2 separate regions of the Homo sapiens genome follow, and region 1 is linked to region 2. A link is a loop called in an ENCODE intact Hi-C map of the cell type or tissue named here. Cell type or tissue: OCI-LY7. All regions are shown on one strand. Links, peaks and the distances in the headings refer to the core of each region. The heading gives the core; the rest is flanking DNA. Region 1 holds the start of LOC124901498. Region 2 has its middle 400 kb from the start of QKI.

Region 1 (5,375 bases), core at 265-5,264, 98 kb after region 2:
TCCCTTGACCAAACCACGCCACACACAAACCAGATTCCACTTACGAACGCTGTGCTTGGCTGCTTTTATAACTAAGAGCAAGAAAACACTTGTTCTTTCTGCATCTTGATTGGCATTTGGACCTCGACTGAATTATTTAATGAATTAATTAATGATTTGGAAACCCTGATTAGCAGCAGAGTCATGCTGGCTTCTTGGGGAAAATATATTATTCAAGGTGAAGAACTGAAAAATCATTCACATTTGATTATCTGGCTCCATGAACCAACACATAAGCTAAAAACAAACACACACAAACACCACCACCCCTAGACAAAGAGATTTTGGGAATTGTCTCATCTTTTCCAAAACTTACAAATATGTTGATGTTACGGTGCTGGACTTGACCTTAGAGTCTTCTGGTTCTATCCCCTAGTTTTACAGATGAAGGAACTGAAACCCAGGGTGAAAGAATAACTTTTCCAATGCAACATAGTTAACAAGCAGCAAAACTAGGCTAAAACCAGCTCTCCTGACTGCAGACCAGGGATCTTTCCTAACTTAAAGAAAATATAACAGACCATTTCTTCTAGTTCCCCTCTCACCATCCAGCGGCTCTCAAGCATGGCACCTGCATATGATAAATAAGCCACCACATGTAGCCCCAGATTTGGGTCATTCGACTCAACTGAGCAAACCCACTGTTTGGCAGCATCAGTCAGATGGAGCTGAACTGAGTAGCCAGGGGCCCAGGAAACAAGGGCACAACTCGAGGCACTGGTCAGGCCCCTCGACAAAGAACAATAGTGGGCTTGTTGCAACATGACTTGTGAAGATGCAGGGATGGGGTCAGTTGCCATGGTCTGAATTATGTCCCCTGAAAGTCATCTAGAAGACTCCACCCGTAGCACCCATGAATGTGACCTTACTTGAAAACAGGGTCTTTGCAGATACAACCCCATTAAGATGAGATGACTAGGGTGGGCCGTAATCTAATATGATTGGCGTCCTTCTACAAAGAGGAAGACAGACATGGGGACAGATGTACTCAGAGGGGAGACGTGAAGACACACAGGGAAAAGCCGGGTGAGGACAGGGGCAGAGACGGAATGATGCACCCACAAGCTGAGAAGCTCCAAGCTGGAAACCACCAGAAGCTGGAAGAGACAATGAAGGATCCTCCTGACAGGTTTCAGAGGGAGCACTGCCCCACCCACAACTTGAGCTTGGACTTCTGGCCTCCACAGCTTCTGTTGTTTTAAGCCACTCATTTTTTGGTACTTTGTTATGGCAACTCTAGGAAATGAATACAGGTGGTCAACAGTTTTACTAAAACAGTACAAGGCTCACTTGTTGAGTGGTGATTTTAGACTTTTAAACTCTTGAAGGGCACCACCAAAAATTTCTGGAATCTGAAAGTATCCTGCAAACATGAAATAAGAGAGAACAGCTACCCAGACGCTCTCATTTCCCCTGCACGCCTACATTCCTTCTAATCACTATTTACACCCTCTCCAGATCCCACCCCTGCTTCTCTGCCTCCACCGCAAAACAGAAGCCTCTCCCAGCCATCACCCACAGGAGGCAGGGCTGAAGGCAGGGGATGGTAATGCTGACTGTGACCTGGCCCCATGGCCTCTTCATGTTACAACCACACACAGGCCTCTCAGTCAGATATTCATTCAGCAAGTAAGTACTGAGCACCTACCACGTGGTGGACATGGCTCCAGCCTGGGGACACTGTGGGGGGCAACAGACCAGACGGCTGTCCCAGGGAGCGTCCATCAGAGATTAAACAGATAGATGACTGATTGACAGATGCGCAGATAGGTGACAGATGGTATAACAGACAGATGATAGGTGACAGAGAAAAATGACAGATGACATGTGACAGATGATTGACAGATAAATGATAGACATGTACAGAGATGATAAATAGATGATACATAGACAACAGATGATTGACAGATAAATGATAGGCAAAAAAAGAAGATTTCAGGTAGTAATCAATGTCAGACAGAAAGAATAGAGTGAGGTGATGGTGGCCAATCACGGGGTTATTTCGTGGTGTCTGGTCAGGGCAGTCACAGAGGAGGGGACCCTCTACCTGGCCTCCGGATGAAACACCAGTTCCTGCATCCTGACAGAGGGTGTGACCAGAACCAGGACCCTCAGGAGTGAGAGCATATCTGGTGACAGAGACACCCCCAGCAGGTCCCAGCCCGCCCACTTCCATCACAGGGTTGTCTGCACTGCCTCTTGGAAGCCAGACGTGGCCACGTGACTCACTCTAAGCAATGAACCCTAATGGTGCCCACTTCCCCTTCCGCCTTCTGCCAAGGGCCCAAGGCCCAGGTGCAGCCAAAGCCTGGGCAGCCCCAGCAGGGCCTGTCATGGGCACAGCCTCTGGACCGCCCACACTGCACCTGGAGTTAGGAGACCTGTGCTCTGGTCCCAGCAAAAATACATTTTTGTTTTAAACTGTGAAGGTTTGGAGGTTATTTGTCAGCACAGCACAGCCTGACCCTCCATCTCCAAAGGTAGGTTTGGGGCAGGAGGGTGGGGAGCCTGGACGGGGCTGCCCAGGGCTAGGGTGTGGGGGCAGGGGCTAAGGGAAGGGGCTTCTCTTAAGTCTATGTGAAGCCAGTGGGAGGTTTCCACAGGGAACTGGTCCACAATGGAGAGGAGGCAACAAGCAGGAGGGCAGGCCTCACACAGCAGGGGTCTAAGAGCAGGACCCCCAGGACCATGACCTCTAGGATGCACCATTCACCAGCTCTGTGACCTGGAGCAGGTCACTTCTGTGCCAGGTTTCATTCACCCTTTTTTTTTTTTTTTGAGACGGAGTCTCTCTGTGTCGCCCAGCCTGGAGTGCAATGGCGCAATCTCAGCTCACTGCAACCTCTACCTCCCGAGCTCAAGTGATCTTCCTGTCTCAGCCTCCCAAGTAGCTGGGATTACAGGTGTGCACCACCACACCCGGCTAATTTTTATATTTTTCTAGTAGAGACAGGTTTTTTAGTATTTTTTTTTAGTAGAGACAGTTTCACCATGTTGGCCAGGCTGGTCTCGGACTCCTGACCTTAAGTGATCCACCCACCTTGGCCTCCCACAATGCTGGGATTACAAGCGTGAGCCACTGCGCCTGGCCTCATTCACCTTTATAAACAAGGATAACAAAATGACCACTGGCACGGTGCTACGTGAGGATGAGAGGCGCCAGTTCACATGAAGGGCCTGGAAGAGCACCAAGCACCTGGTCAGCACTCAAGAGGAGCTGAGGAATCACTGCCATTCCTGCTGCTAGAGACCAGTGACCCATTCCCCAACAAATGCCAGAGCTGGCTCTTAGGGGCCCCTCGCTCATTCCTGCAGCCTAAGTCTGAGCTCCGCTTCAGCACCTTCCAGGGCAGCAGCAGAAAAGGGGACTCCACCTTTTCTAAAAGTCAGAAGTCAATTTAGGAGAGTCCTGGAAGCCACTGGAGCTGCTGACTAGGTGCCCAATTCTGAGCACATGTGGGTGACCATGCTTGAAGGGACAGGTGGGGGGTCGGGAGACAGAGGCACCACGTTAGTAAACAGCTGGAAGATCTTTGTGCTTTTTGGAGACACACACTCAGTGGCAGGAGCCTTGGTTTCCTTCTTCATTTATCAGTTTTGCCCTGAGGGAGAGACAAGGCAGAGACTAGGAGGTGAGAACAATGAATGACAAATGCAAATTTACAATGGATAAAATATAATTAGAGTTAATTCAATCTTTCACTAAAGAGATCAAAAACTGAAGGAATGGTGCCTGAAAGTGCTTCCGACGTCAAGCTATCCTGAAGCACCAAATTCTCAACTGTTGCCGTATCTTTCTGTCCCAGCAAAGACCTTAACTCCAAAAAAGGCTCAAGTCTACCAAGAAGGCACCCAAACCTTCTGCACTCGATAAATGCAGAAGGTTTGGGTGAGGGCAGCAAAAACAGTGATTGCCTAATAACAAAGTGACCAAGGGTCCCTCACGCCAATATTGTAGCACTCTTTTTTTTTTTCTGTAATTGTGAATCTTCTTGGTAAAGTAAACATATACTAAATTGAAGACCACTGTGCACTGGCTTTTAATCTGTTTTAACTTTCACAGCATCATTAGAAATCACTTTGACGCAGTTCAGGATGCCCATAAGATCACAGCCACCGCTGGGCCTGTCCACATGGCAAGCTTAGTAACCAAGGAAAAGTTTGCAAAGCAAAACCTATAAAGTGACAACAAACACCATGTTGACTTTCAGCAAACGCTAACTCCACACATAGATGCTCCCTATAAACGCATAGTTTTATGGACCTTAAATGTCTCTGATGGTTCTGTAAATGCTACGCTTAGCGAGTGACAGAATTCATGAAGGAAGAGGGGGCTGGCCTTGCTGGGTGTCCACCATGCCCTCTCCTGAGTCTCCTGGGGCCCCAGAGTCACTGCGGCCCAGGGGCATGTTCAGGTAAGTTAGAGAGAGGGGTGCCCTGGCAGGTGGGGAGGGAGAGGCTGTAATCCAGGGCTCCTGGCTTCATTGGTTTGGGCAGCTCTAACAGAACACCTTAGACCCGGCGGCTTATTCCTCACACTCTGGAGGCTGGGAAGTCCAAGATCAAGGTGCCAGGCGATCCTGTGTCTGGGGAGGGCTCCCTGATTCACAGCCTGTGCCTTCCGGTTATGTCCTCATGTGGTGGAAGGAGCGAGGGAGCTCTCCGGGCCTCCATTTCGAGGGCAGGAATCCCATTCACAAGGGCTTCACATTATGACGTCATCGCCTCCCAAGGGCCCCACCTCCTAAGACCATCCCCTTGGGACTTTTGAGTGACACAAACATTCGAACCATTTGGCCCCTGATGAAATTCCTAACCTCCCCTTGTTAGAGTCAGTCTCCTCCCGGCTCTCCACTGCCACTGTCTCTGGCTGCCACCTTGGTCCTAAAGCAGCCTGGCCCTACTGGCTCGCTGCTCTCATTCTCTGGAGCCAGACTTCTGATTCCCATGCATTTGACCTCTGGCCTCCTCAGCCCACACCACCTCAACTCTTGAGCATGGAGCCCAGGAGGAGGTCCCTCCGGGGACAAGGTCACCACCCCTCTGCGCCTCCCTCTAAGGTGCCCCCAACTGTCTCTGCCTCCATGGTCGCTGCTCCCTCCCACCCATCCACATCATCCTGAGAGGCTGTAATCAACCTCCCCTCCCCGCTGTCCCCCCGACATTCCCCTCTGCCCTCCCATCCCCACATCAGTGTCTTAATTCCTTTCCCCGTACTCCTCCATTATACCCTAAATATGGGCTTCTCTATCTGAGAAGTGGGGTCAGCCCGAGGCCAAGCTGAGAACCTGCCCCAGCCTCCCTGCAGGCCTGGCCTGGGACCCTCCTGTGGAGGA
Region 2 (5,375 bases), core at 103-5,102:
TAGAAATTGCCTCCATAAAACAGGTACATTGTGAACATTCATTACTGTCCACTTTTTACACATTCCCAGTCATCAATGTTAAGATGCATGAATTTCCAGGGGTACCTGGGAAATATATGAGCCCAGGCTCAGGGCAGCATCTGTCAGTACAACAGAAGGTCATTCCACAGCAGAAATTGAAATGGATGTTATTTGCTCTAACAAACGCTGATTGCATTCCAGACCTATAAATCACATGCACACATGTGGAACTGATGGGCCCAGACAGTGGCAAGCCAACGTCTGTATAAATGGCACCTTGTCCATCTTTATCCTAAGCTCCTAAACCAGGTCTAGTTCCAGCAAAAGTTGATCACTCCAGATATAATCCATACCAACTCACACCCAACTTGTCCTAAACCATGTGAGCTTCATCTATTGCCAGGTGTCCTATAGATGTCTTAGACACTTCAAATGGTTGGAAAATGCTCACAGAACTGCCTCCACCTAGGTTAAACCCCAGAGCAACAAATTTAAATCAGCTGAGGCCAGTCTACAACCGCCCCCCCTCCCCGCCCCAGAAGAGAAGCTGGCTGAGCTGTCAGGGTGCCAGAATTGCAGTCTTGTTCATCTCTGAACTCATACTTGGAAGCTCAGTAAGAGGCATACTATTAGTTCATATTAGAAACAGTTACTGAATGCCAAATAGTAAGCTAAGCCCTTGATGTTTGTCATATAATTTTATCATTATAACAGCCCTATGAGACAGAAAACTCCTATTATCCCCATTTTAGAGATGAGGACCTAGGACTCCGAGAGGTTAAGAAACATGTCCAAGGTCACACAGCTCACAGATGATGGAGCTGGAATTTGAATCCAAGTGGTCTGTTTCCTAGTCCCCACATGTACCTGCTAGGATGTATACCAACCACATGGACTTTCAATGCCAGTGTCGTAGGACTATGTGACTTGGATGTATATACTGTGTGTTTCCAAGCACTTGTACACAGTGAGACTTCAACAAATATCAGCCACTGTTATTAAACCTCCAAGACAAGGCATCAGAAAGAAGGAACAACAAAGATTTCTAGGGATTTCTGGCACTGTCCATTTCTCAGTTCTACTATCCACCTTGTGCAAGGTGAACCACTTCCCCAAGCGGGAACCACCAGTCTTTGCATTTCTTCAAGCACTGATGGCTGCTGGAGAAGGAGGCAGCACAGAGAGCCTGGGGAAGGTTCATGGGTGACACTGTGTGACTTGGGCGGAGAGCAGCCTCTCTGTGCTGGGTGAGTGGGATAATGATTCCTGCCCTTATTGTCTTCACATGCTAATCAGAATTAATTGGGGAAATCATTGTGAACTCTAGGTCCTCTTAGATTAGTGCTTAATTATAATACATCATTTGCTGAGAATAAGTACTTGGACCCTGGAGATGAATCCTCTCTCCTTATCCCTTCAATAAGGATTCAGTTCCAGACTTATGCTCTATCATTTCTTCTCAAAATACAAGAAAAATAACAAATCGTTATTTTATCCCTCTCTTTCATTTTTAATCAAACAGATTAAATAGAAAGATAAAGAGCCATTTTAAAATCATGAACTTTTTTTAAGCATCATAAGATTGTTCATTCCATAGAATCAATGGTGTACGGTCTGCTCATATATCTTGAAGTTACATTACATTCTGGTATTTTCTATCACCATCATTTAGTGTTTTAGTTGTAAACATGCTACATAACACAGAGGCCACTCACTGTCAAAGGGTCATATGCGACAGGACAAATGGCCACTGGCCTGTCCCCACCCCTTCCACTTAAATGTTGGAAGGAATGTGGGGGACCTGCGGAAGTGGGGGACCACATTCCTTACATGTTGAATGTTTCCAAAGAGCCCTCTCCTCATTGCCTCTGCAGTGACTGCCAGTATTCTCATCCGCAGGGTTCAACACAGCCAGACTCATACCGAATGCAAAAAGCTACCCCTAACAAAACACCAGAACTTTGCATCAGGAAATTCAGTCATGCTTCGCTTGGCTGATCTCAAATATCTGAGCGTGTGTACTAGTCTTCTGTCACTGATGGTCTGTCTAGAAAGGGCTTCTGTGGTTCCTTCCTCTCCCTCTTGCCAGCTCCCCCACACCAATATTTCTTTAAATCAAAGGAAACTATTATCTTGTAAAGGTTTTAACATGCATATGTCCTTAGAACCTCTAAACTGTTATAAAAATCATACGATTAGTCACTTGGCACATGCCCAGACCTAAGCTCAGGAGGCATTGCAGACCGTTCCATGCCTCAGGCACAGCCTGAAGAGCATCTCTGGCCTCTGCAGTCACCCCAGGCCCTGCTGCTGAGACCTTGACCCCTCCAAGTCCCTCCACGCAGCGGGCTGGCCACTCTTCCAGGAAGCTGCTGCAGGACAGACTCCAGCAGACTACTCAGGATTCAAGGATGCGTGAAGGTTAGAGCATTAATATACATCCACATCCTTCAGATGCAAGAGTAATGATGAAATAATCGTCCCCGGATAACGGGATGAGTCAGAGGAGGTTCCAGGAATAGACTCCAGATTTCCATCTCGTATCACCATTCAACATCACCACTAGGAGACTTCTACGAGGGCAAAGTGACCTCACACGTGTTCTGAGCCCAAAAATATTTGTCTCGAATGCTTTTCCAACTCCTCTCAAGCTATAATAAACTGAACTTTAAATCAGTTGTTCAAATTTGACAACAGAAAAATCAGTGATAAAATTCTACTTATCATGTGTTTATGAATTTCTAATTTTTCTTGGGGCTTCGAGACATAAACCCAGAGTATAAAAAGCTGTCCCTTCTGGCCAGGTTGGTGAGCACAGCAGAGGCCAGCTAGAAAGTTTCACATCCTGTTGGCAAATCGGCAAGAGCTACTGAAGATCTGCCACTGTTATACTTGACATGGAAGACAAGGAAAGTCCCTGAGGGCTGGAAATAGACAGAGTACTCACAGGAAAAGGGAGGGAAGTTAGGTAGCAAGGAAGGAAGGAAGAGAGGGTAGAAAGAAAACAGAAAAGAAGAAAGAGAAGAAAGAGAAAGTGGTGGGGAAGGGAGGAAAGTGGGGGCGGAGAACTACCTTGGTAACTGCAGACCAGTCAATGAAAGTTTTTTGGGTTTTTTTTGGGGGGTGGGGGGTTGTGTGTTTTTTGTTGTTGTTGTTGTTTGTTTTTTGAGATGGAGTCTCGCTTTGTTGCCCAAGCCAGAGTGTAGTGGTGCGATCTCAGCTCACTGCAACCTCTGCCTCCCGAGTCCCAACAATTCTCCAGCCTCAGCCTCCCGAGTAGCTGGATTACAGTTGTGAGCCACCACACCTGGCTTATTTTTGTATTTTTAGTAGAGACAGCGTTTCATCATGTTGGCCAGGCTGGTCTCAACTCCTGACCTCAAGCAATCTTCCCACCTTGGCCTCCAAAAGTGCTGGGATTACAGGCATGAGCCACCTCACCCGGCCCCGTCAATGAAAGTCTGATGCTCAGAATTTATTCCAAATAAGAGTTCCTTTGTAAATGCAAGTAACAAAGTCCTGACAGATGCATTCTAGCTTCTTCTTTGACAATGACAGGCCTCAGAGAGACTGGTTAAGCAAGGGGCACAATCTACCCATGCTTCAGTAAGGATGTTAATTTTGGAAGCAAAAGGGAAAGGCAATTTTAAGGCACAATTAAGCCTCCTGTAAAACCATAGGGATACTGCAAGTAATGACATTCAGTGGAGTGAAGGAAGGAAGGCAACTGATCACTCTCACCACGAACTCTTATCTGAATGGATGGTAGCCACCATGCTTACAGAAGACAATAAGCTCGCCACATCTTAGAACACAGAAATAATCCAAAGGGACCTTGATAAACATGATAAATCAGCTCTAAAACCATGATGGAATTTCATCCTGACTGTATTAGTCCATTTTTGCATTGCTATAAAGAAATATCTAAGACTGGGTAATTTATAAAGAAGAGAGGTTTAATTGGCTCGTGATTCTGCAGGCTGTACAGGAAGCATAGTGGCTTCTGCGTCTGGGGAGGCCTCATGAGCTTTTACTCATGACAGAAGGCAAAGGGGGAACAGGTGTCTTACATGGCAGGAGTAGGAGAAAGAGTTGGGGAGGAGCTGCTTCCCTTTTCAACAACCAGATCTCACAAGAACTCACCATCACAACCAAGGGCGAAATTTCCCAGGATCCAAACACCTCCCACCAGGCCCCACCTCCAACACTGGGGATTACAGTTCAACATGAAATTTGGGTGGGGACATCAATAAAAACATGTCAGTGATATGTCACTGACACAAGTCAGTGTACAAAGAAACATTCTAGAGTGCTGCATCTAACTAATCAGCAACTAGTTCTGACTGACAAGGAAAGATGACAAATGCAGTGTCTTTAATTGAAAACACATAAAATGAAACAAAATCATAAAATGTTGCCAGGAACAGGTCCAAGATGGTCTTCTTAGAAGTCACTGGCTCATCAACACTTATAAGAAAATAAATCGGTGCTTCAAAAGTGCTTGTGCGTGTTCTGAGGACTTCGTTCACTTGAAATTAAGCATTCCCCTTGAAGTTTGTTTTGTCAAATTGATTTCCTAACAAACTGCATTGTTATAGATAACACAATGATAAACGTCAGACAAGCCCCAGTGAATTATTACACATTAATGTAATATAAATCAATGAATCTTCCTAACATAGGATGAGAATATGTTAGCCTTTCCCAAAAGTGTGTTCTACTGAAACTCTAGTACTAAGAAATCCCATGAAAAAGGGTTGCAAAGACAAATGCAGTAACAAAAACAATAATAACAATATAAATAACAACACACACACACACTCATTACTATATGCCAAGCACTCTGTGTTAGTCAGGGTTCTCCAGAGAGAAAGGACCAATAGGATATATTTAGAGGATATATATAAGAGGGGATTTATTGTGGGGAATTGGCCCACATGATTGTGGAGGCAGAGAAGTCCCACCATATCCCAACTGCAAGCTGGAGAACCAGGAAGTCAGTGGTATAACTCAGCCAAGTGGAATGCCTGGCCCGTTTTATCCAGGCCATTTGCAATGTGTGATGCCCTTCACATTGAAGAGGGTGGTCTTTATTCAGTCTACTGATTCAAATGCTGATCTCTTTTGGAAACATCCTTGCAGACCCACCTAGAAATCATGTTTTACCAGCTATGTGGGCAACCCTTAGCCCACTCAAGTTGACACATAAAATCAACCATCACACACCATTTTAAGAACCAATTATATTCAGAGAAAACAAACTTCACAAAATTCTATCTCCCTTTTATCCACACAAGATACATAACATTTTAGACTCTGAAAGGTCCTACAGCAAAGGAACCTATCTGATATAC

Evidence for each region. Peaks named below come from ENCODE experiments on the same cell type or tissue, not always from the same donor. Only the 100,000 strongest peaks of a DNase experiment are listed, where the experiment ranks them.
Region 1: it touches region 2 in a loop (4-fold over the local background); 2 of 110 quality-filtered maps call a loop at or near these places.

What each region holds. Positions count from the first base shown.
Region 1 is chr6:163,713,791-163,719,165 of GRCh38, reverse strand. LOC124901498 reads left to right here and starts at 4,789. Exons shown (of 5, transcript XM_047419664.1): 1 at 4,789-5,099; 2 at 5,299-5,375. The coding sequence starts at 5,037. It overlaps LOC105378104 (a long non-coding RNA gene), which reads left to right and starts at 2,224. Exons shown (of 2, transcript XR_943216.3): 1 at 2,224-2,519; 2 at 3,748-4,060. In OCI-LY7, for the core only: no CTCF peak of the experiment used is centred there; DNase peaks (open chromatin) are centred at 650 and 2,305; H3K4me3 peaks cover 646 bases.
Region 2 is chr6:163,811,804-163,817,178 of GRCh38, reverse strand. No RefSeq gene overlaps it. Among named protein-coding and RNA genes, the nearest start is that of QKI, 400 kb to the right of the region's middle. RefSeq lists an enhancer at 2,100-2,149. In OCI-LY7, for the core only: no CTCF peak of the experiment used is centred there; DNase peaks (open chromatin) are centred at 2,018 and 2,868; H3K4me3 peaks cover 251 bases.